2 separate regions of the Homo sapiens genome follow, and region 2 is linked to region 1. Evidence: read pairs that join two places in POLR2A ChIA-PET (ENCODE). Cell type or tissue: PC-3. All regions are shown on one strand. Links, peaks and the distances in the headings refer to the core of each region. The heading gives the core; the rest is flanking DNA.

The links. ChIA-PET counts read pairs that join two places held together with the same protein. Peaks named below come from ENCODE experiments on the same cell type or tissue, not always from the same donor. Only the 100,000 strongest peaks of a DNase experiment are listed, where the experiment ranks them.
Region 2: POLR2A ChIA-PET joins it to region 1 with 5 read pairs; 2 of 35 experiments call an interaction of 5 or more read pairs at or near these places.

Annotation. Positions count from the first base shown.
Region 1 is chr5:86,004,163-86,012,505 of GRCh38, reverse strand. It overlaps LOC105379063 (a long non-coding RNA gene), which reads left to right. Exons shown (of 3, transcript XR_948533.3): 3 at 1,658-3,240. Among named protein-coding and RNA genes, the nearest start is that of COX7C, 610 kb to the left of the region's middle. In PC-3, for the core only: no CTCF peak of the experiment used is centred there; a DNase peak (open chromatin) is centred at 3,575; H3K4me3 peaks cover 549 bases; H3K27ac peaks cover 872 bases.
Region 2 is chr5:85,862,805-85,871,147 of GRCh38, reverse strand. No RefSeq gene overlaps it. Among named protein-coding and RNA genes, the nearest start is that of COX7C, 750 kb to the left of the region's middle. In PC-3, for the core only: no CTCF peak of the experiment used is centred there; no DNase peak of the experiment used is centred there.

The DNA of each region.
Region 1 (8,343 bases), core at 1,330-6,329:
CACCCATGCTGGGATGCAATGGTGTGATCACAGCTCACTGCAGCCTAGACTTCCCAGACCCCAGCAATCCTCCTACCTCAGCCTCTGGAGTAGCTGGGACTACATGGATGTACCACCATGCCCAAATTTTTTTTTTTATTTTTTTGTAGAGAAGGGGGTCTCCCTGTTTTGCCCAGGCTGGGCTTGAACTCCTAGGCTCAGGCAATCCTCCTTTTTTGGCCTCCCAAAGTGCTGGGATTAAGGCTTCACTAGACCCAAAAATTATTTTTAAGAGAGGATAGAACATTCAAATGGCATGCAAAAAGATGGTAGCTAGTATTATATAGTAGTACATTTGCTACTACTGGCTATAAAAATACTTGTCAGCAAATAAAATGATTTTATATTTTGACTTTTTACTATTAAGATATGTGCCATTTAATTCTATTTAGCTAAGTCATCATGATATATAAATGTACATTAGTTTCAGTGACAGACTCCGCATGGTCAATTATCCTAATTAGTTACCCTCTTCAAGAATTCTCCCAGCAAAGGTGGTCAGCTAGCATTGCTACACTTCAAAGAAAGCTATCAAATGACTTAACTATTTGTGTTCCTCTAACGCTTTATAATGTACTCTGATTAAATACCAAAGCCCTTAAGTAAATCTACAAGGTTCTTCAAAATAGCCTACCTCAACCCATCACTCTTCTCCCTTCCCTTCTGCTCTCACCAGAGAGGCTCCAACCTGAGAGGGCCTCCTGTCGCTCCTCCAAAACAGATGAAGCAGGTGTCTACCTTAGGGTCTTTCACTTACTGTTTCTTCTGTTCCCGCTGCTTTACCCCAAAATGTCTGCAAGACCCCATTCTGTCTGGGTCTTTATTCAAATGTAAACACAAGGAGGTCTTTTGGTTTCTCATTTAAACATTTTCAACTGACCTTCCTTTTTGTATTCCCTTTTCTTGCTTTTTGTTCTTAATGGCTGTTATCACCTTTGTTGCCTGTTATCACCTTTAATATACTATTTGCCTTCCTTTTCTCATTCCCTTTTCTTGCTTTTTGTTCTTAATGGCCCTAATCATCTTTAGTATAGTATTTAAGGTATTCATGCAGACTTTTAAAATTGTTAGTCTTTCCTCTTAGAGTGTAATTTCTATGAGTAAAGATTCTTTTTATTGATAGTTATATTTTCAATTTATAGAACAGAGCATGACTCAGAGTAGGTGCTTAATTAATATTTATTGCATGAGTAAATGATCCATAATATAGCTTTTGGTAAGTGCCATAATGAATGTTGGAAATAGGTATAGGGTTGCCAGATAAAATATAGGACAACCAATTACATTTGAATTTCAGCTAAGAAAGATAACGTGTTACTTTTGTGTAACTATTTTCCCAATTAATGCACAAGCCATATATATATTCTTTAAAAATTGTTTATTTGAAATTTATATTTCATTATTTGTATATCTGTTTGCTAAATCTGGCAAACCTAAATAACTATCACTGGTGAAACGAGTAGTTTTTTTAATTCGGTATCATAAATTCTTATTAATGAAATTGGTGATATTCAAGATAAATAGCATAAAATAAAGTATATTTTGTCTTTGCATGATAGAGTATGAGGATCTAGTGAAACAAGTAACCTAATTTAAAACTTTTTTTTTTTTTTTGCAGATGGCATTCTAGATTTAATCTCTAATAAACCTAATTTCAATGGTGGGACATTTAATGCAAATTTTCATCAGAAAGGAAAGGGATGGAGGAAAGTTTACCAAGCAAATGGAAAATAGAAACAAATGGGTTATAATCGTAATTTCTGACAAAACAGACTTTAAACCAACAAAGACCAAAAAAAGACAAAGAAAGACATTACATAATGGTAAAGCGTTCAATTCAGCAAGAAGAGCTAACTATCCTAAATATATATGCACCCAATACAGGAACACCCAGATTCATAATGCAGATTCTTAGGGACTTTCAAGGACACTTAGACTTCCACACAATAATAGTGGGAGACTTTAACATCCCCCTGACAATATTAGATAGATCACCAAGACAGAAAACTAACAAAGATATTCAGGACCTGAACTCAGCTCTTGATCAGGTGGACCTGATAAATATCTACAGAACTCTTCACCCCAAAACAACAGGATATACATTCTTCTCATCGCCACATGGCACTTACTCTAAAATTGATCACATAATCAGAAGTAAAACACTCCTCAGCAAATCCAAAAAAAAAAAAAATGAAACATAGCAGTCTCTCAGACCACAGCACAATCAAACTATAACTCAAGATTAAGAAATTCACTGAAAACCATACTGCTACATGGAAATTCAGCAATCTTCTCCCTGAGTTACTTTTGGGTAAATAATGAAATTGAGGAAGAAATCAAGAAGTTTATTGAAACTAATGAGAAGAAAGATACAACATAGCAGAATCTCTGGGATGCAGCTAAAGCAGCGTTAAGAGGGAAATTTATAGCACTAAATACCCACATCAAAAAGCTAGAAAGATCTAAAGTTAGTAACCTAACCTCACAGCTAAAAAACTAGAGAACGAACAGCAAACAAACCCTACAGCTAGCAGAAAATAAGAAATGACCAAGATCAGAGCTGAACTTAAGGAGACAGAGACATGACAAATCCTTCAAAATGTCAACAAATCCAGGAGCTGTATATTTTTTGAAAAAAATAATAAAATAGATCATTAGCTAGACTAATAGAGAAGAAAAGAGAGATGATTCAAATAAACACAATCAGAAATGATCAGGAGGATATTAACATTGACTCCCCAGAAATACAACCATCAGAGAATACTATAAACATCTCTATGCACATAAACTAGAAAATCTAAAAGAAATGGATACATTCCTGAACACATACACCCTCACAAGTCTGAATCAAGAAGAAACTGAATCCCTAAATAGAGAAATAATAAGCTCTGAAATACACGCAGTAATAAATAGTCTAGCAAAAAAAAAAAAGCCCAGGACAAGACAAATTTACAGCTTAGTAATACCAGAGGTACAAAGAAAAGCTGGTACCATTCCTACTGAAACTATTTCAAAATATTGAAAAGGGAGGATTCCTCCCTAGCTCATTCTACGAGGCCAGCATGATCCTGACACAAAAACATGGCAGAGATACAGCAAAAAAGAAAACTTCTGACCAATACCTTTGATAAACATTGGTGCAAAAATCCTAAACAAATGCCAGGCACTGTGGTTCATGCCTGTAATCCCAGCACTTTGGGAGGCTGAGGTGGGTGGACCACCTGAGGTCAGGAGTTTGAGACCAGCCTGGCCAACATGATGGAATCCCATCTCTACTAAAAATAAGGAAATTAACTGGGCGTGGTAGCAGGCACCTGTAGTCCCAGCTACTTGGGAAGGCGAGGCAGAAGAATCACTTGAACTCGGGAGGCGGAGGTTGCAGTGAGTTGAGATCATGCCACTGCATTCCAGCCTAGGCAACAGAGTGAGACACTATCTGAAAAAAAAAAAATTAAAGCAAACAAAACATCCTAAACAAAGTATTGGCAAACCGAAACCAGCAGCTCATCAAAAAGCTTATCCACCACAACCTAGCTGGCTTCATCTCTGGGATGCAAGGCTGATTCAACATACACAAATCAATAAATGTGATTCATTACATAAACAGAACTAAAAACAAAACCACAAAGTTATCTAAATAGCTGGAGAAAAGGCCTTTGATAAAAGTCAACATTTGTTCATGTTAAAACTCTTAATAAAGTAGGTATTGAAGGAACATACCTCAAAATAGTAAGACCCACAGCCAATATCATACTGAATGGGTGAAGCTGGAAGCATTCCCCTTGAAAATCAACAGGAGACAAGGGTGCCCTCTCTCATAGCTCCTATTCAGCACAGTATTGGAATTTCTGGCCAGGGCAATAAGGCAACAGAAAGAAATAGAGTAGTCAAATAGGAAGAGAGGAAGTCAAACTATCTTTGTGTGCAGATGACATAATCCTGTATCTAGAAAACACCATCGTCTCAGCCCAAAAGCTTCTTAAGCTGATAAGCAACTTGGCAAAGTCTCAGAACACAAAGGCAATGTGCAAAAATTGTTAGCATTCTGATACACCAACAACAGGCAAGCAAAGAGCCAAATCAAGAACGCAATCCCATTCACAATTGCCACAAAAAGAATAAAATACCTAAGGATACACCTAACAGGGGAAGTGAAGGATCTCAAGGAGAACTACAAACCACCACTCAAAGAAATTCGAGATGACACAAACAAATGGAAAAATATTCCACATTAATGGATAGGAAGAATCAATATCATAAAAATGGCCATACTGCCCAAAGCAGTTTATAGATTTAATGCTATTCCCATTAAACTACCATTGACATTCTTCACAGAATTAGCAAAGGGCTATTTTTAAGTTCATAGGAGCCAAAAAAAAAAAAAAAAAAAAAAAGCCCAAATAGCCAAGGCAATCCTAAGCCAAAGAACAAAGCTGGGGGCATCGCACTATCCAACTTCAAACTATACTGCATGGCTACAGTAACCAAAACAACACAATACTGATACAAGAACAGACACATAGGCAAATGGGACTGAATATAGAACCCAGAAATAAGACTGCACACCTACCACCATCTGATCTTTGACAAACCTGACAAAAACAAGCAATGGAGAAAGGATTCCTTATTTAATAAATGATGCTGGGAGAACTGGCTGGCCGTATGCAGAAAATGGAAACTGGACCCCTTCCTTAAACCACATACAAAAATCAACTCAAGATGGATTAAAGACTGAAATGAAACCCAAAACTATAAAAACTCTAGAAGAAAACCTAGGCAATACCATTTAGGACATAGGCATGGGCAAAGATTTCATAACGAAGCTGCCAAAAGTATTTGCAACAAAAGCAAAAATTGATAAATGGGATCTAATTAAACTAAAGAGCTTCTGTACTGCAAATGAATCTATCAACAGAGTAAACAGACAACCTACAGAATGGGAGAAAATTTTTGCAATCTACCCATCTGAAAAATGTCTAATATCCATCATCTATAAGAAATTTAAAGAAATTTGCAGAAAACAAAACCCATTAGAAAGTGGACAGAGGACATGACCAGACACTTCTCAAAAGAATACACACATGCACCCAACAAACATATGAAAAAAAATCTCAACATCATTGATCATTAGAGAAATGCAAATCAAAATCACAATGAGGTACCATCTCACACCAGTCTGAATGGCAATTATTAAAAATTCAAAAAACAACAGGTACTGGTGCGGTTGTGGTAAAAAAGGAGCACTTTTACACTGTTGGTGAGGGTGTAAATTAGTTCAACCATTGCTGGGTATATACCCAAAGGAAGATAAATCATTCTATTATAGACACATTCATGAGTATGTTCTTTGTAGCACTACTCCCAATAGCAAAGATATCAAATTAACTTAAATGCCATTCAATGATAGACTGGATAAAGAAAATGTGGTACATATACACTATGGAATACCATACAGCCATAAAAATGAATGAGATTAGGTTCTTTGCAAGGACATGGATGGAGTTGGAGGCCGTTATCTTTAGCAAACTAATTCAGAAACAGAAAACCAAATACCTCGTGTTCTCACTTTTACGTGGGAGCTAAATGATGAGAACACATGGACACATTGTGAGGAACAACACACACTGGGGCCTATCGGAAGGCAGGGGGTGGGAAGATGGAGAGGATCAGGAAGAATTGCTAATGGATGCTGGACTTAATACCTGAGTGATGAGATTATCTGTGTAGCAAATCACCACGGGACATGTTTACCTATGTAACAAACCTGCACATCCTGCACAATTACCTCTGAACTTAAAAGCTGGAAATAAAATAAAATGTATTTTTGTAGCTGACATTATAAATTTAATCCCTAATAGACCTAATTTCAATGATTGGACATTTAATGAAAATTTTAATCAGAAAATTGAAAATAGTAGACAGCTAGGACTTCGTGAACTTCTACCAAAAATGTTGTATGACTATATTTATAGTGTGTTCCTGCTTCTCACCCCCCCCGCCGACACATGCTAAAGTTTGTATGTGCATGTGTTGCAAAATTGTCAGGAAATTGCTCTGTGAATAAGACTGTGGTGGAAAAGCAATAATACTTACCTGTATCTAATTATTGTAGTAAACTAGAAAAACCTAATGGCTCTGTTTGACCTAATTATTTTGGGTCATTTTACAATGAAAAAGAATCACAGTTCATCACTATCAAGGTGATTGTGGAAAATGCATTAAATTTATAACATTAAATTACATTATATAATACATAAACTATATCTAAGTAAAGTTCAGAATTTGCTTTACCAATTTGGGAATAAATGCTTATTTGTCAGAAATAAAGTAAATTAATTATATTTGCATATATTTCTCATCTCAATTCAAGAATATGTGTTTTTTTCTGTCAATAATCAAATGTTCTCTTTCACAGTGTATGAGAAAGGAAAAACAGTAATTTCTATACAACTACACAAACTCATATAGACCTCACAAATTGAGAGTGGAACCAAGATGGAATATGCTTCTGTGTACTACTTTAATTTAATTTTTAATATGTACTTCTGCTTGTAGTCAGATGAAAAAAATGCATTAAAAATGGCTTTTCATCTTTCTAGAATTTTCTTCCTCTCCTGAATAGAAGCCCCAAAGCAAAAATATTTGTAAAACACAAGAAGTTAAGTAGCTATATACTTTCAACCTTATCAACTGTTTGGCTCTAGGTATAAAGGTAAGATATTTCATTCTTTTAAACGAAAGCACCACGTTTGAATATTCAGGTCTATCTTAAGGCTAAATTTTGAATTTGGAATATACTTTCTGATTCATTTTTTAAACTAGGAACATCTTATATTTGGTCTACATCTAGACTTTACTTTTCAAATGCATAAAGTACCAAAATTCTGTAATTTACCTATATATCATGTTCCATTATTAACTCTTATCCCAATACAACAGCCATGCAGGACAGCATTTTCTATTGTAGGTCTTCATACTTGTCATGGTTTTCAAAATAGTTTTTGGTGGTATATGAATATATACATGTATGTTAATATGTTAATACCTGGCACTATAAAACTATGTCATAGACCTGTCCTATAGACCTGTCCTTTAGACCTGAAATTGCCTACTAAAGTGGGCTATAAGGTGAAAGTATCCTGTCTCAAAATAAATCCCTTTATTGCTGCAAATACTGGAATGAGAATTCACTGAGCTTAGAATGCACAACTCTTGAAATAGTTTAGTGTCACTGCTTTGGTGTAGTTTTTGTGTATTCATATTAATTTTACCTTAACTAAACTGTGATTGTCTAGATGAGTGTTTCCCAAATAGGCCTTTAATTGACATTTGAACAATTTTGCTCTTTCTGTGTACCATTTGTACTTTTACTTACTTAACATGTTTATGTTCAATGCACATACGGAAAAAATATGTCTAGTCCATGAAGCCAGGGATTTCGTTTCAGGGACAGTATTGGCAAGTATGAGGCAAAATTTAAAAATTTAAAAAGCAGATTGATTAAGTCTACTAACAAGTTAAATAATGAAGAATAAAGATGCTATATACTAAATGCAAAATTGTTCAAATGGTTATTAGAAGCCTGTTTGGGAAACACTTATATAGACAATCAGAATTTAGCTAAGATAAAATAAGTACGGATACGGTAAACCCACACTAAAGCAGTGCCCCTAAACTCTTTTAAGAGCTTTGCATTTTGTAAGATTCAGTGTATTTTTATTCTAGCATTTGCAGCAATAAAGGAACTTATTTTGAGGGATTATGCTTTCACATAATAGGCAAACTTAGTGGGCAGTTTCATGTCTAAAAGACTAGTTTATGCTATAGTTTTGTAATATCATGCCTTGGTACAATAGACCATCAACAAATAGTGAAAGGAGATGTTACTTTGAAGGAGAATTTACATGTACAAGATGCAATATTGCATTAAATGTTCTCTAAGGTCTAAATTTAATTCAGCTGATACAAAATAAGGCAAAAGGTAAAAACTGTTAATACTACAAAACCAAATTAATTGTCAACAATTTCAGTGTCCCAAATAAAATATCTTTCTTCTATAAAATATGGCAATTATAATTTATTTAAGTAGCCTATCCCTATGAAATACTAGGTTAAAAGTTAACAATGATTACCATATAGCTTGGAAATTCTTTTCAACATAAAATTATCAGCTCTGACTTGTAAAAAATTATGGATTCTAAATTCTTACCTATTGTTAATCTTCATATCCTATAAATTAGTGCTATCCAGTACATAGCATTTATTACCAATGTGCTGTCTTCTAATAATATACTTGATAATTTA
Region 2 (8,343 bases), core at 1,293-6,292, 140 kb after region 1:
TCTGCCTTTCAACTGACGGGTAGGCCACAGCTGAATTTATGTTTCAACTGAACTTAGAGAATGTTAATGCCGTGCAAATGTGCATGAGCCAATTATTTAAATTAAAAATTTCCTTAGGAGAATCAGCATGTACTTGTGATGTAACTACCCACTTCACATGCAATACTTTTAAGCAGAAAAAAAGATGATTCCTCCACAGAAGGAGAAATTGCTTTTGCTAACAAAAAACTTTCAGAAGAATTTCGGCATAAATATTCTCAGCCTCATCTCATCTGGTCTATGCTTGCTTAGATTTTTTTCATTGTGTATTTCAGAGTTTCACTTTTTTCCTCCAAGTGTACTTATTTTAGCATAAGAAAATGTAGTTGGGTTATATATTGGCATTGTAACTTTAATTTTTACAATTAAGCCCTGGGCTTGATTCTAAGACATGTCTTCCCTGAAACTATAAAAGATAAGAAACTTTTTTTCAGAATTGCCACTGAGGCATTCTATTTTTTCATCCTTGTTCTGTATAAACTCTAAAATTTTCAAAGGTAGCTGCTTCAAGCCATAATGTTAGTAATCATGATTGCTGCCTTTGTAACTAAGTGATAGCTGTGTGACTGCCATTGCCTTGCCCTCCATTTGCAACCCATTCCATCCATAATTAAAAGATTGAAAAGAGTTACTTCAAGCCAGTTTACCCATATGTAATTTCCCTTCAACGAGGACATCATAGTATATATTAAAAATGTGATAGCAATCCAATGTCAGGTTTCATTTTAAAAATCTGTTTTCTGTAGTCATTCCTAGTTCCAACAATCTCATAAATCCTGAGAGGAAATTATTGGCATATTCAAAGGGGGAATGAATGAGTTTAATGAAAAGATAATTTACAAAGGTGACTACAGAATCAAGGAAAACCAACTAGGATAATGCAGGGCTCTTGCAGGTAAAACCCAGAAAAGGGTGAGGCCACGCCTATGACTGGGTCTCCCTAAGATTTTAACTCTCAGAATTCTCCACACTGAACTTCTAGCATTTCACCAATTAAAGTTTAGGCTTTTCTAACTGGGCACTCATTCCTGCAGAGGTTTCCCCTCCAGTAAGATGTGATTCTCTATACCCGCCTGTCTGTCTCTCCAGTTTGGGGAGCAGTGGTTTGCCCTGTGACTTCACTTTGCTAAGGATCTAAGACGAGCTATTGAATTTTCAGTTTGTTCAACTTTTTATTTGGTGTTAGTACAGCAAGTAAGCTTCTACACTTCATACAGACCAGACTGGAAACCAAAAGCTTCTGTGTACTATTAACTGTTAAATGAGTAAAAGAAATTAGAAGAAACTGGACCAACCAGTTTTATTATAAGAACAATAATAATTCATATTTTTGTTTCAAGACCTAAGCTTAGTTATAAATTCAATACTGACTTTATCTATGCTTCTTGGATGTCTCCACTTGAATATCTTATAGGCATGCCCAAAACTATACTCATCGTCACCTTATTTAACTCTGTGTACTTCAATGAAGCAATATCTATCCACCAGTTTGAATCAGAAGACAGTCACTATTATTTACCCCTCTCTTCTCTTACACTCATATTTAAATACAGTAGAGTGTGATTCTTTTATGATTCTCAAGTGTGTTCATCTGTCATCTCTACTGTCATGATTCCTAATCATGCTATATCCCCAGAGACAATTCTGAAATCTAAATGTCCTTTAAAATTTGAGTCCTGTGTACTTACTAAATCCCAGATAACACAGTGCTTTAATGCTATTAAGGGTATTGTTGTGATAGATTGAAAATACTTATATTTCCATTAATTTGTTTTTCTTAGGTCATTACCAATTATTTGTATTTTTGTTTTTAGAATGTTTTGTTCATTTAAATAATGTCAAAATAATTATAATTTTACTATTGAATATTAATGCATTAGTTGAAATGTGAGCTAAGAAAATCCAGAGATACCTATCAATTCCGTTCATTTTACAATTTTAAAACTTTTCAACGTAATGTACTTATTTAGCAATTATTTTCAAGAAAGAAGTAAATTTTGTAGATATAATTTTGGTATACTACAATATTTTTCTCCATTTACATATTTTAAAGGGGAATTGGAAAAAAGTGAGTAGCTACAGACATTTGAAGTTTTATACGTATCTTTGTGGCTTCACAAATACAAATGTTGTAAACAGGTTGTAGAGGTGCATTGAGGCCCAGGTAGATAATAAAATTAATAAAAAATTATAAACTTTTCCTGGTAAGTTTAATAATAAAATATAAATAAAACATAACTGACAGTTTATTTTTAAAAAACTGTAACCTTAAATTTTATTAAGATTTGAAGAAATACAGTCCAGGTGGTTATGACAGTGCTCAGTTGCAACTGAATTTACATGTTTTATGTGCTGATTGCCTTTGTTTTAGCTGAGATCTTTTTCCCACTTCAAATCTAGTAAAACTCTTCAGCTCCAGTAGTGCACATAAGTTGTGCTAAACTCCTCAAAGATATTCCTGGTACTGTAGAGTTAATGTTCTCATGTCATCTCTGACATCAATAGTTGTTCTGTAAAATATTGGCATCTTCCTTGAATTTCACCCAAACAAAATCAGTAATAAACATAAACCTCATCTATATAATACATCAATCTAGTAGAATTAATGGAAGATTTGGAGTTTAGAGAAGGACATTTCATCATAGCAACTCTGTAATAAAGAGTCCAACCGTTTTTTTGATGTTTGGCTACTGACATTGTTTTAAACTTCATCTTTCTTTCCCCTTTGGTTCTACATATGGACAGACTTATTACAAGGTGTACATTGGCACCCTTGGGAAATATGAACCTTGTACATCTCCAGCCAGCATGGGAACTTTTCCCCAATCCCACCCCCTAGCGTCTGTGAAAGAGCTAACTCCCTCTGCTTCCCGCAAGGCAGTCTGGATCTGCTTGTGCAAGCTGTGCTCTCCCCTGTAGTCCCTTGCATGAATAATAAACTATTTCTATGGCGGGGGTTTGCAGTCTGCACATCTGAATCAAAGTTTGGGCAAAAGTCCACCCTTCTTCTACTACACGCTGACAAAGCAAACTCAGACACATTCAGGTTGCAATGTGGATATACATGCTGTTAATTGGCTGGGCGCTGTGGCTCACACCTGTAATCCCAGCACTTTGGGAGGCCGAGGCGGGCAGATCACGAGGTCAGGAGATCGAGACCATCCTGGTTACTACGTCTCTACTAAAAATACAAAACCCCGTCTCTACTAAAAATACAAAAAAATTTGCCGGGCGTGGTGGCGGGCGCCTGTAGTCCCAGCTACTCAGGAGGCTGAGGCTGGAGAATGGCATGAACCCGGGAGGAGGAGCTTGCAGTGAGCCGAGATCGCACCACTGCACTTCAGCCTGGGGGACAGAGTGAGACTCCGTCTCAAAAAAAGATTAAAAAAAATGCTGGTAATTGTTCTTTTCAAATCTTATTTCTTGGGATACTTTGTATTACCTCTTTCCTCCACGTTCAATACTAGCTTCACGTCATCTTGTTGCATATCTTCCTTTTCCTCCTATCATCTCTCTCTTACTCTACAGACTCTTCTTTATTTATCACACAGAAAATTTTAGCTAGTTCTTTTATAGACTTGCTACCTAATGACTGCCCCTAGGGTCTCACCTTTCCCCACAAGACAGTTATAAATGTATTTACTAAACAAAATCCACTTCTCTGCTAGAGGGAGTTATGGTGACATTTTCTTACATCTATGAATGTGTACATCTATATTTTTACTCCTTCAAAAATCCTGACAAACATCAGAATGAAGGTGCAGCACATTCAATCATCTTTTTTCTTCTGGTGGAACAACATTTTTTAGAGGTATAAGCTATTTTTATGAAACTTTAGTCTTCTTGTGAAATCAAGAAATACTCAATTCATGTCTTTCCTATGATTATTATTAATTTATTTTACTTTTTTAATCCTATCTTACATAGTTTAATAGACTCATGCTTTTGTATTTACCAATCTGTACACTTTTTCTAACATGAATTTTCTAGAGAACAAATCTGTTTTCCTTTCTATTAATAATTTAAATACATTTAAAAAATAACTTGAAAAGTTTCCTCATCCCCTCAGCTTGAAATGATACTATCTCAACAAGAAAAAGAAAAACATCAGAGCAGCATCAGATGACATAAATTGATGAAACATTCTCTCCTTTCTCAGAAACACCGTATGCCTGTTAGTAATTTATTTTCTCTCATCTCTAAACTTGCTCTTTTCTACAATCCTTTTTGATTTTGGGACTGGGACTGTGAAAAGCACATTTCTGCTGTTCCAGATGGCTCCCTGTTAGCCCATTTATCCTGCAGGTTGCAAATGTTTTTTGTGAAAAATCAGACCTTGGCGATGACCTTGAGCAGTAGTATATACATGACTCCCACAAGCTTAGTGTTCCAGTAATGGAACACCTGACATAAATGGGTTAAGGTCTGAAAATAGATGGCACCAGGAGACTATAAGCTTGGAGGAGGAGGAAGGGACTTCTTAATTCCTGGGGCATTCTTGTGGGCTTTTTGTCTGTTTCTCTACTTGTGAGTATCACCTTAACACACTTTTTCACTCTGGCAGTGAAAATTTCTTCCTGTAGCAACAGCTGAGTGCAGCTGGCAGTTTTTGCCAATATTAGAAACACTAATTTTATTCTGTATTCTTTCAGCAGCACCAGCTGGTGCCCAGTGCTGAGTTTTCAACATTCGTCATTATTAACTTTATCTTGAATGAACAGTTGAAGGTTCTGAATAAGAGACAAATTTTTATTAATTACCTATCTCAATCTGTATGAACTGCTATAACAAACTACCATAGACTGGGTGGCTTATAAGCAGGAGAAATGTATTTTTCACGTATCTGGAGGCCGAGAAGTCCTAAATCAAAACACCATCGGATTTGGTGTCTGATGAAGGCCTGCTTCCTAGTTCATAGATAGCCTTCCCCTGGCCGTGCCCTCATATGGTAGCAAGGTTGAGAGAGCACTCCAGAGTCTCTTTTCTAAGGGAACTAATGTCACTCATAAGGGCTCCAACCTCATGACCTACACACCTGCCAAAGTCCCCACCTCTTAATACCATCTCATTGATAATTAAGACTTCAATATATTATTTTGTGGAGAACAGAAATATTCAGTTTACAGCATTACTTTACAGAAAAGTATGTTGACCCCCCTTTGCCATAGACCTTACCAATGGGACAAATCAATGAAAGCCAGATGGAAAATAAAATATACCAGAGTAACCAGTCACTTCACAGGCAAGGAAGAGGGATAACATTTATATACAAGACAAAGTTGTCCCTAGTTCTTCCTGAAAAAAAAAAATGTTATTTTTATAAAAACATAAACAAATAATGGACACGTATACATTTATACATATTTTTATGCATGGATACATGCAAATACATAGAGAAAGAGAGAGAGCATTTGCTCCTTGGATATGAGTTGGAATAATCCTGGGTCCTGACTCTAACACCTTGCAATGTAGGCACATCTTTCTAAGGGTCAGATAATAAACCCTGGGGCTTCTGACTTTTATGACTTAGAGATGTCTTCAAAGTCTGGACTTTGTATTTCTGGAAATATAAATATACATGGACACAGCACTTTAATCTTTATGGGACTTTGTGAGTTAACCTAGGGTCTTAGTCTATACTGTAACTATTTGGTCCTCTCAGTTCAGAGCACTTGACTAGAAAAATGGCCAAAGATCAAATTCTCATATTATACCAAGAGAAAAATGCTTCGATAGTATGTCAAATCAGCATTAGCTTCTTATACGTTGCTTACATTTCTGTATCTCAGCGAGTGACCTAAGACCATTTAACAGCACTGAGAAATCTGGATAATTTTTTTTTCCTACTCCTGGGTCCATCATTCTTTCCTTGCTGTGTACATTTACCATTACTGAGCAGTAGTCCCATCCTTAAAGTAAGTGTTTTGTTTTGTTTTATCTAAGTCTCCTTCCCTAAACTCTTAATTTTTAAATTTTTAATATTTATGGATACATAGTGTATATATTTGTAGGATACAGGATGTAGTTTGATACAGGCATACAATGTGTAATAACTGCATCAGGGTAAATGGGGCATCCATCACCTCAACCTTTTATCCTCGCTTTGTGTTATAAACAATACAATTATACCCTTTTAGTTATGTTGAAATGTACACTAAATTATTGTTGACTGTAGTCACCCTGTTGTGCTATCAAATACTAGATCTTATTCATTCTAATTATAGTTTTGTACCCATTAACCATACCCACTTCTCTCCACCCTCCCTACCCTTACCAGCCTTTGGTAACCATCATTCTATTCTCTCTCCATGAGTTTGTTTGTTTTCAGTTTTAGCTTTCCCAAATAAGCTTTGCAATAAGTAATGCAAAGTTTGTCTTTCTGTGCCTGGCTTTTTTTTTGCTTAATATAATGATCTCCAGTTCCATCCATGTTATTGCAAATAACAAGATCTCATTCTTTTTTATGGCTGAATAGTACTCCATTGTATGCATGTACTACATTTTCTTTATCCATTCATCTGTTGATGGACACTTAGATTGCTTCCAAATTTTGGCTATTATAAATAATGCTGCAACAAACACAAGAGTGCAGTTACCTCTTCAATATCCCTATTTCCTTTATTATAGATATATACTTAGTAGTGGGCTTGCCGCATCATATAGAAGTACTATTTTTAGTGTTCTGAGGAACTTCTGTTCTGTTCTCCATAGTTTTTGTACTAAATTACATTCCCAGGGACAGCGTATGAGGGTTTCCTTTCTCCACACCTTCACGTATTCTCATTATTGCCTGTCTTTTGGATTTAAGCCATTTTTTGGCATCAGATGATATCTCATTGTAATTTTAATTTGCATTCCTCTGATGATCATTGATATTGAGTGCCTTATCATATACCTGTTTACCATTTCTGTTTCTTTTTTAGAGAAATGTCTATTCAGATCTTTTGTCCAATCTTAATTGGATTATTAGTTTTTTTTCCTATGAGTTATTTGAGCTCCATATATATTCTGGTTATTACTCTTTTGTCAGATGGATAGTTTGCAAATAATTTCTCCAATTCTGTGGATTGCCTCTTCACCTGTAAACGCCTAAATTTTAACAATTCCAAACATTTTCTTTTATTCCCCCAGTCCCAGGTTGCTGTTTCCTTTTCTTGCTATATACACTGGAGTTTTCTTTACCTTTACAGTTAAATGTTTACAAGGAAATCACAATCCCTTATATTAATGTGTATCTGTTCAAAAAACAGATGGTGATTTTCACCTGCCAAGGTCTTCACTATTGCACTTTCAATTCCTTCCTGAAAAAGAATTATAGGAATTAGAAATTTGGTATTTTATAATCATTAAAATGCTTGAATTTAAAATAAAGAATGCATTAATTAAAATTGTTAAGCAGAGGAATCTACTTTTCTAAAAATGTGAAATTTGACCTTAATATGTATGATTTTCATATAAATTATATACAATTTTTAATATTAATTTTCATATTGGGAATCTGCTGGTAACATATTATCTCGTTTTATTTGTCTGAAATGTTTCTATTTTCCTTTCATTTCTGAAGTAGATTAGATATTTTTCACTTTCTTGAATTCTAGGTTGACAAGTTTGGTGGGTTTTTTTTTTTTTGCAAAGTTATTTTTTTCTACTCATTACACTGTTTTTTGAGAAGTAAATGAATTCATATGGTTGTTGTAATGTGTCTTTTTTTCTTCCTCTAGCTTTGCTATGATATTCTCTTTATCTTTAATTTTCAGTAATTTGACTATGTGTCTAAGTGTATTTTGTCATTATATTTGTCCTGTTTGGGAGTTATAGAACTTTTGAATGTGTTGATAAGGGTTTTATTATTTTTGAAAAGCTTTTTGCCATTATCTTTTCAAATGTTTATTTTCCATTGTGTCTCTCCTTTCCTTCTGAGACTCTAACTACATATACTGTGGATTATTTGATATCATCCAACATGTCTCTCATATTCTTGTTCATTTCCAGTCTTTTATTTCTCCTCTGTTCATCAGTTTAAATGTTTCTATAGACCTTTCTATGTATCTTCCTTCTGATATATCTAGTCTGGTATTAAGTCCATGCATTGAAACCTTTATTCCAGATAGCATTTTCTATTTGGTTGGTTGGTTTTTAGAGATACTTTCTTTGTACTAAAATTCTCAACCTTTTCATCTTTTCCTTTAGGCTTGTTAAAATATTAATTATAATTGTTTTAAACCCCCTGCATGATATTTCAAATGGCTAGCTAATCTGCTTCAAAATTACTAATGACTTTATTAAATATTACATTTTCCTGTA